Regions from separate parts of the Homo sapiens genome. Here region 2 is linked to region 1. The links are chromatin contacts, found by Hi-C in ENCODE. All regions are on one chromosome and are shown on one strand. The core of a region is the stretch at or near the end of the contact, and the rest is flanking DNA. Distances in the headings are between cores, read along the strand shown. Region 1 has its middle 6.9 kb from the start of LINC01038. Region 2 has its middle 110 kb from the start of SPRY2.

Evidence for each region. Hi-C counts contacts between places; a loop is a spot of excess contacts on that map. Pooled maps may share reads with other maps.
Region 2: a loop to region 1 is called in a map with no recorded cell type, with 2.5 times the contacts of the local background. The contact joins two enhancer-like sites. A Hi-C loop is called at or near these places in 1 of 168 maps with a recorded cell type or tissue (A673), 1 of 37 single-sample maps with no recorded cell type and 2 of 50 pooled maps.

Annotation. Positions count from the first base shown.
Region 1 is chr13:79,808,890-79,813,647 of GRCh38, reverse strand. No RefSeq gene overlaps it. Among named protein-coding and RNA genes, the nearest start is that of LINC01038, 6.9 kb to the right of the region's middle. RefSeq lists an enhancer at 4,517-4,758. Within about 2 kb of position 1,452, at least 4 of the 41 ENCODE cell types and tissues checked have a DNase peak (open chromatin) inside an H3K27ac peak, as active enhancers do.
Region 2 is chr13:80,232,712-80,237,576 of GRCh38, reverse strand. No RefSeq gene overlaps it. Among named protein-coding and RNA genes, the nearest start is that of SPRY2, 110 kb to the left of the region's middle. Within about 2 kb of position 2,001, at least 6 of the 41 ENCODE cell types and tissues checked have a DNase peak (open chromatin) inside an H3K27ac peak, as active enhancers do.

The sequences.
Region 1 (4,758 bases), core at 203-2,702:
ATGAATATTTATACCAGCATTATTCATAATAGCCAAAAGGTAGAAACAACCCAAATGTCTATCAACTGATCAATGACCAAACAAAACATTATACATCCATCCATACGATGAAACATTATTTGGCCATAAAAAGGAAGTACTGCAGCCAGGCGCAGTGGCTCATGCCTGTAATCCCAGCACTTTGGGAGGCCGAGGTGGGTGGATCACGAGGTCAGCAGTTAGAGACCAGCCTGGCCAGCATGGTGAAACCCCGTCTTTGCTAAAAATACAAAAAATTAGCCTGGCATGGTGGAGCAGGCCTGTAATGCTAGCTACTCGGGAGGCTGAGGCAGGAGAATTGCTTGAACCCGGGAGGCGGAGGTTGCAGTGAGCTGAGATCATGCCACTGCACTCTAGCCTGGGCGACAAAGTGAGACTCTGTCTCAAAAAAAAAAAAAAAAAGAAAAAAAAAGAGGAAGTACTACCACACGCTTTGACACGAATGAACCTTGAAAACATTATGTTAAGGGAAAGAAGGAAATTACATAAGACAAAGACTATGTATTATATAATTCCATTTACATGAAATATCCTGAACAGGCAAATCCATAAAGACAGAAGGCACTTCAGTGTTTGTCTGGAGATAGGAGGGATGGGGGGTAGTAGCTAAAAAATATGGGGCTTCTTTATGAGGTGATAAAAATGTTCTAATTTTGGCTGTGGTGATGGTGACATGTATCTGTGAATATACTAAAAACCTTTGAATTGTGCACTTTAAATGGGTGATTATATGATATGTGAACTATATGTTAATAAAGATGTTATTTTAAACTTTTCTTTACAAAAGTAGGATGTGCACCCCAATGGCACTGTAAACAATTTTCTCCCATAGCTATTCCATTTTCACACTACTTTCTTTCTAATTCCTATTTCTACTTCTCACTTCCATTTATCTTACACTTAGGTTTCATTTCCCCAGACCTACATTTCTGGTTCAATACCCTGCTTTTGAAACCTTCCTGTGAACCCTTTTAATGAGCTACAAGAGTTTTTCAACCTAAACTGTATGATGTTTACTGGCATTTAAGGTTTTACTTTCCTTACTTCTTCAGGTTAGGTACACCCTCTGTCAATCCTCAATACTAAGAAACCTCATCCAGAGAACAACTAGGGGAAGACCCCAGAGATTAATATGAGCTAAACACACAGTCTTTCCTGCTTATTCACATTAAACTACCATCCTTAAAATACACATTTGCATCTCACATATTTTAGCCACCAGAAATTTCCAGGAAATTTCTCTGTTTCTTACACTAACGGGTGTGGATCTAGTATCTTCCATCTTCAGATCTGTCTCAACTCAACAGTCTCTGAATATACAGAAAAGGCTCCTACTTTAGAATGGTAGTGAGGGAAACTGAAAGTGGCATTTCAGTTGAGTGAGAAGAAGCCAGCCATGCAAAGACCTGGGAGAAGAGCATCCCAGAGAGAGGGAACATCATGAATGACTGGCTGAATGCATGAACTAGAGATCCAAGGGGCATAGGAATCCAGAGAAAAAGGCAATCCCTCGAGACTAGGAATTGGAAACTTTGAAAGGCTTTTGCAAGTAGGTAAAACTGGAGCAGCATATTGGAAGAAAGGACCAGACTCAAACTCATTAAAGGAAAGGAAGGCATTCCAGGCAAGGAAGTGGAAACAAATGAATCTGGACTATACTACGTGAAACAGGTCAGGCAAAGCGAAGGTTGTTAGAGGATTGTTTCCTAAATATGACCAGCTCTGACCTTGGTTTCAGCTCTTTGAAATTCCAACACGACATCCTAAAATGGCAAAGAGTCCCATTTGTGCCCAGATTGGGTCACCGTTTCTGTGTGGCCTACACTTGTGCCTTATTACCTGCAAGAAACACTTGTTATTTTAGTTTTGCGGAGACAAAGAATACCACTTTCCATTGGGCTCTCTGGGTTGTAAAGAAACCAGTTCTCCCCACGTTGGCATTAGTATAGTGAAGTGCAGGATCTCTGAAAGAAGAAAGGGGCAAAACAAACTTAAGGTATCTCTTAAGTCTTCCTGAGGATAAAAGAAAGAACCAAGCTCATTATTTCCAGGGTAAAGTTAAAGTCCTAATCATCAATAGGAAAACTTTCCTCCTTTCAGAATTGTGTCCTTTGCTTCCTTTTTAGTCTCAGAAAAACTTTATTTTTCTAGAAACAGAGGGCAGAACAGCAACTTCCACTGTCTCCAGCCCTACAACTGATACTTTGCACTGAAAAAGTTACTTGCTTTAGTCAGACAAAGAACTATCTTTCTTCTGCTATTAACCATGGTTATTTAAGACTATATGTAAACGCAATACTGTTTTTAACACGATATTTGGAAAAGAAGATATGAAGAAGAATTAATCATGCAGAGAGGCAGAAAGTGATTTTTACTTAAAATTCACAATATCCATGTCATTTTCCCTGGGGGAGTTTATTTCAAATGCTACTTAGTAATTTTTCAAGACAGAAAATGATAAAGCCTGTCTGAGGGAGAAAAGGAGAACAAACTCCATTAATATCAACCCTCAGCCCCCACATATACCCCCACCTCAGGCCCCCATACTTCTGGCTGCCTTTCCCTTACAAGTGTATCTTTGCCTGGAAGCTAAGAGGTGGCAAGAGCATTTGTGGCTGAAAGATACTCTTATAGTTCACAGTAAGCATTCTTTGCATTCTTTAGATTTTTAAATACAGCAGCCTCAAGGGGAAGACCAAAGAAAGAGCTGCCCGTTTATTATATGAGGTGAGTAATAGTGGACAACAATAAAAAGAAAGAGGATTTCCGTGTCTTTTTTTTTTTTTTTTTAACCTCCCTTCTCTGTGGGGAGGTCAATTCCGGTTTGATAACCTGTGCATAGACCACGTGCAGTGGGTGGGAGTCATCTCAGAGACAGAAGAAAGGTGGATCAAAAGCATCTGCCATTTAAAATGCTCCCAAACCAATAGGCAAGCTTTGGAGAAATGGCTGCATATTTTTAAGACTCTACCAGTTACTAGAGCCTTTAAAGAACTCAGGGAGACTATGAGACCCTCTGAAGTCAGACCCTATCAAGTCACGGTCAAGACGCCTTCAGGCATCTTTAAAACATCGCACAATTACCCACAGAGAAAAACCTAAACAGATCACTAAGAGCAAAATAACAGATCAAGAGAGTAGGCTTGAAGTCCGCTCTGTCTAGCCTTTAAGAAGTGAAAAACGATAGAAATATTTTGGCCCCAGAAAGTCCCAAACCTAAGCCTTGCAAATAAAATCTTAGTAGCAGATTTTGTGATGACAGAACTGTTGTAGGTGAGACAAGAGTGCCCTGAATCCCATGAGGGTGGGGGGTGGGGTGTGTGTGCACAAAAAATGGCCTTGAGGGTAGACTGAGAGGGCTCCGTCCACGCTGGGTAATGCACACTCAGCACATTCCTCACTTGCTTTTATTCCAAGCGTAGCTGTGAGAGACACTGTCATGGCCCACTTGTTCGTAAGCTCCCAAATATCGTAGCCTGGCACTGCCAACTAATTCCCCCCAAATTGGTTCATCCCCCATCACACCCAAATCCCAGTCACACTGAGCCATCAGCCCAGGTGAGTGGGCTGCCACCTGGGAGCCAAAGGCACATTGTGTGATGCCTTTTCAGACTCTATGCACACTGCTGGCCCAGGCCTTTGAGGATAGACTGAGGAGCAGGCAGAAAAGCAGATCTGTTTTTCAGATCAGGAGAGGGGCATTGGTAGGCACTGAAGGATGAGATGAAGGAAGGAAAAGAGAATGCATTTGTTTACTTAAGCCAAGATTGACAGACCACTGGTAAGACATGGCGGTCAAGAGCTCAGACTGAAGACAGACTCCTCTGGATTTGAATCTTTGCTGTGCAGTCTCTAAGATCTGTGACCTGAAACCCATGTCCAGCTTTCTGCACCACAGCCCCTCATCTGCAAAATGGTGGTAATGATAGAACTACCTCAAAGCTGTTTTTTCTTAATTTTTTATTTTTATAGATTTAGGAGGTACAAGTGCAGATTTTTTTCTTTCTTTTCTTTTTTTTTTTTTAAATGGAGTCTTGCCCTGTTACCTAGGCTGGAGTGCAGTGGTGTGATCTCGGCCCACTGAAACCTCCACCTCCTGGGTTCAAGTGATTCTCCTGCCTCACCTTCCTGAGTATCTGGGACTACAGGCACGCACCACCACATCAAGCTAATTTTTGTATTTTTAGTAGAGACATTTTAGGGTTTTGCCATGTTGTCCAGACTGGTCTCGAACTCCCGACCTCAGGTGATCCACCTGCCTCGGCCCCCCAAAGTGCTGGGATTATAGGTGTGAGCCTCCGCACCCGGCCAAGTGCAGATTTCTTAGATGCATACATTCCACAGTGGTGAAGTCTAGTTGTTCAGTGAACCCATCTCCTAAATAATGAACGTTGTACTCAATAAGTAATTTTTCGAGCCCTAGCCCCTCTCACCTCTCACCTTTTGGAGTGCCATGTGTCTATTATTCTGCTCTGTATACCCATGTGTACCCATTGTTTAGCTCCCACTTGTGAGAAGCAGTATTTGACTTTCTGTGTCTGAGTTATTTCACTTAGGATAATGGCCTCCAGTTCAATCCATGTTGCTGCAAAAGACATGATTTCGTTCTTTTCATGGCTGAGTAGTATTCCATGGTACATATATACCACATTTTCTTTATCCAGTTCTCCATTGATGGACACTTAGGTTCATTCCATACCTTTGCTATGGTTATGGGAT
Region 2 (4,865 bases), core at 752-3,251, 420 kb before region 1:
TATATAAGTGTATATATACACATATATATATACATATATATGTGTATATATATATATGTATATAATTTTATTTTTTTTTTAGACAGAGTTTCGCTCCTGTTGCCCAGGCTGGAGTGCAATGGCGTGATCTCAGCTCACTGCAACCTCTGCCTCCCTGGTTCAAGTGATTCTCCTGCCTCAGCCTCCCAAATAGCTGGGGTTACAGGAGCATGCCACCACATGTGGCGAATTTTGTATTTTCATAGAGACGGGGTTTCACTATGTTGGCCAGGCTGGTCTCGAACTCCTGACCTCAGGTGATCCACCGGACTCACCCTCCCAAAGTGCTAGGATTACAGGCGAGAGCCACCGCGCTTGGCCATATTTCCTATATTTTAAGCCCACTTGAAGGAATTCCTGATTCTTGCAGCATATTATTTCCAAACTGCTTTGATTTTGTAATAGATAACATTTATTAAGTGTTTATTGTTTGACATTCACAGTACGGAGGACAATAAACCACAGGTTAGGTGGTAAAATTAGCCTCATTTTACACATGAGGAAGCTAAGCCTTTGAAAGGTAATTAATTAGCAGTGGCCATAGAACTGGTAAGTGCTAAAGCTGTAATGCAAACCTGGATCCATGTGACTCTGGCCTTCATCCTTTAGCAGCATGGCCTTCAGTTTGACGTTCACTCACTTTTTAGACAACTACTACATGACTGTACCTTAGTAGCTCACTTCCAAGTAACTGACGCATTGCCAGATTACCTCAGATTTTGGTAACAGAGATAAGGTACACATTTAGTGGTCAAAACCATGCTGAGATATGGAGTTCAGTTTTAGGTAGAAGGGAACATTAAGAAATTCATGGTCAAAACTCAAGCAAGGAAAACAATTTTGAAGGTAAGGTTTCTGTTCACCTGGCTGATGACAATGGCAATTTATATAAATCACAGCAAACTCCCCGGGAAAACAATCAGAAATAGTAATGAAATTTTAGGGTCAATGCTTAAAGAAATGATTTGCAGATGAACTTATTTGGGTGAATATGTCAATGTCATATTTTCAATATAAGTTTTAAATAAAATTCGAGGTTATAAAATGCAATTGGAACACAGAGATTAGAATTAGACTAAATTAAATCAAAGTCTCCTATTTGATCTGATTCTCTGTGACCTTTGTTTCAGCGTAATTTTTAGGTGAGCTGAATTCCATTTTCAAATATCATCCCTGAATTATGCTTTTAAATGTGAAGTGTAGGACTTTATTTATCAGTCTTGTCTCCTCTAAAAACAATTTATATTTGTTCATATATGTAATTCTCTTGGTTCTGAGGAAATGATTTTTTAGAGTGTTGAAAGGCGAAAAAAATATCGCCCTGGACCAAGTGTTTGTCTTCATGAGGCCGCTCTTTGACTGGTGTGACTAAATCAGATGAAGCAGCTTCATGTAGACACTTTGACACAAAGGATTTCAAAGCCAAGTCTAATGACAGCATTTCCTCCTAATATGGATGATGTGAGAACAGAAGCATAATGTTTATTAGCAACCCTTACAAAAACAGTAACTACAACAAAGAGCACAGAAGATGAAAATGCAAGTACTCGGCAATGAGCTCTCATTCTCTTCTGAAATTAATTCACACATTATAAGGTACGCTTCCTTGAATGAATTTCCTTCCTTTTACACTCCCACTTAGCTTTCCTTTAAGTGTCAAATGAAGCGGGTGGTGGAAAATGCAGTGCACCAGTCATTTTGACATTCCTTTGCAAATTAGTCAGGCTTTGATAGTACAGGTCGGTTCTACCACGCAGGGGAGCTTTCAGCTTTGGGAATCTGGCAAAAGTTCAAGAGCAACGTATTGCTTTGAACTCACTTGTTAGCTGTGCAAAATAAACACCATCCACCTTGCAATAAAAAAGCATCAGCAGGAGAAAAAAGAGAACATTCTAAACCCCTCCCTTGAGACTTCAAAACCCTCACTGGGGCTGCTAAATTAGGATAGGAAAAATAAGGCCTGTTTGTGAAAAGAAAGGAGGGGAAAGGAACCATCTTACAACAAACACACACAAAAATTACAATCGCTGAGAACTAATTATGTTTTCATGATCACAAATGCATTGAGAGTTTGAAAGCTCACGGACGCATCCTGATGCTGCTATAAAATGTTTCCTGGCTAATTATTTGCCAGTACAACTGTTCACTTCCTGTGGTGGATTTATGCTAAATCCTGTTATTAGTCTTGCTCTGCAATTGCCATTGTCTATGACTAGAAGCAAGGCTGAAAGGCTACAGTCAGCCTTTTATTACACAACATGTGAATGGAGATTTGACCCAATGTCCGACCACTTCCCCCCTTTGGTTTTTATGTGAGCTCGCTGAGCCTTTCCCAATAAATCATTGGGTTCCAATGAACTTTTACTCTTTTTTCTCTCCTTTCAACCCCACTACTTTGTGAGTGTGTGAGTGCACCCTTTAAAAATAAACCACACAATTTCTTTTTCTCTTTAAGCAGTAGTTAAGACCTTTTCATCATACACAATTTCTACAGTTGTTGCTACAAAAAAAATACATGAAACCAATGTTTGATGCCTCGATTTCATTCAGTGATGGAAGCTGGGAGAGGCAAAAATAAATAAGACCAAAAAAATTGTGAAAGTAATTTACATCTCAGTAAGCATGTGATCCTAAATAAATGTAATGTGCAAACCGTCATAGTAGCTACAGTATAAACTAAATACTTTCTGCAGAAACCTGACTAGGTTTTTCTAGAATATTTTATGTTGGGGGCATTTTAAGTAAATTTGGTAATAAATACCTTAAGAATAATGTTTCCTCCAGACAAAATTATAAATACTGTTAACTGTCTTAAATGTCTTCTTAAATATAGCTTATACTATTCTAAGTCTCTAAAATTCAAATCTAATATTCTTTATTTGTGATACTAGATTCAAGAATATAGCCACTATATTTAAAGATAGTCTTAGATTTATATATCAAATTTTAAAGGTTTATAAAAACTATTGGTTTATAAAAGCAAAGTAGATTGTGACAATGAAAAAATTAGGGTAATAACAAGGGCTAATTTTTCTGTTTATATATATTCCATTTTTTCTGTTTCTAATGGTTACATGCACATCTTTGTTATTCACATTTCTTATATTTATCAAAATTATATTCGTAAACATTCACAGAAATAATCCTTGTGGACTTAAAAATTTTCTCAGAGATCCTTTTCTAACATTTATGTAGATTTGTATAAAACCTTTGAAAATCTTATCTCAACTGCAAGTATCCTTTGTCCATGAAATTTTGTTTTTAGCAATAAATCCTGTTAGAAACGTTAATCCAAAGACAAATCCAGAGCTCAAATAGGTTCTGCTCAGATTTTTTTAAATTATAAAATACTGCAGACCAGGGGTCCCCAAAACCAGGCCACGTACTGGTGGTGATCTGTGGCCTGTTAGTAACTGGGCTGCACAGCTGGAGGTGAGTGGTGGGCTAGCGAGCGAAGCTTCATCTGTATTTACAGCTGGTCCTCATCTCTTGCATTAGCGTCTGAACTCTGTCTCCTGTCAGATCAGTGGTGGCATTAGATTCTCATAGGAGACTGAATCCTATTGTGAACTGCGCATGTGAGGGATCTAGATTATGCACTCCTTATGATAATCTAATGCCTGATGATCTGTCGGTGTCTCTCATCACCCCCAGATGGGACCATCTATTTGCAGGAAGACAAGTTCAGGGCTCCCACTGACTCTACATTATGGTGAGTTGCAGAATTATTTCATTATATCTTACAATGTAATAATAATAGTAATAAAATACACAACAAATGTAATGTGCTTGAATCATCCCGAAACTATCCCCTGCTCCTGCCCCCATTCATGGAAAAATTGTCTTCCACAAAATCAGTCCCTGTTGCCAAAAAGGTGGGGGACCACTGCTGTAGACAAATAAAACAAACATCAGTAGGGAGAGTTAAATAAATTGCACTACATTAAGAAAAAGGAAAAAGGAAAGAGAAAAAGATTGGGTGGATCTATATGCGAGGAAAGATAATTGTGATCATTTTTGAATGAAAAGAGCAAGCAGCAAATAATATGTATAGAATAGTATCATTTAAAAAAAATCTATGCAAGCTCATTTACACACAGAGGTGTGCTGGAGAGCTATGGGCCAGCTCATGAGCATGAGGATGTGGTAGGTGAGGAGACAGGAACAAGGAAGGTGATGGAGCCATTTTCATCATTTGCCTTACATAGTTTGGTAGTATTTGCTTTTCTTCCCAAGCATATCATTTATTTAGTATTTTTAAAAATTATAGTTAAAGGCAGAGGAGTACGACAAAAAGATTTTAAAAAAATGATCTAAGTGTACAAATTTTTGATGTGTGTCTGTGATGCATGTCAACGAATCCTTTATTTCTTCAATAATATATTGGTTCTTGGTCGGGCACCAAACGGTGTGCCACTACTTGGTGGTGTGCACCTGTAGTCCCAGGTATGGGGAAGGCTGGAGGATCCCTTGAGCCCAGGACTTTGAGTCCAGCCTGGGCAATGTAGCAAAATCTTGTATCTAAAAACTAAAAACAAAAAAAAAATAATACATTGATTCTATTGTATTAGAAACCCAAAAGAATGTGCTTTCTGAGGGCACTGTATCTCTCTGAGGTAGTCTGTAGCAACTGGTCTACAATGACCTAACTTCTTTTTCTTTTCTTTTTTTTTTTTTTTTTGAGACGGAGTCTCAGTCTGTTGCCAGGCTGGAGTGCAGTGGCGCAATCTCAGCTCACTGCAACCTCCGCCTCCCTGGTTCAAGTGATTCTCCTGCCTCAGCCACCCGAGTAGCTAGGACTACAGGTGCCCGCCACCATGCCCAGC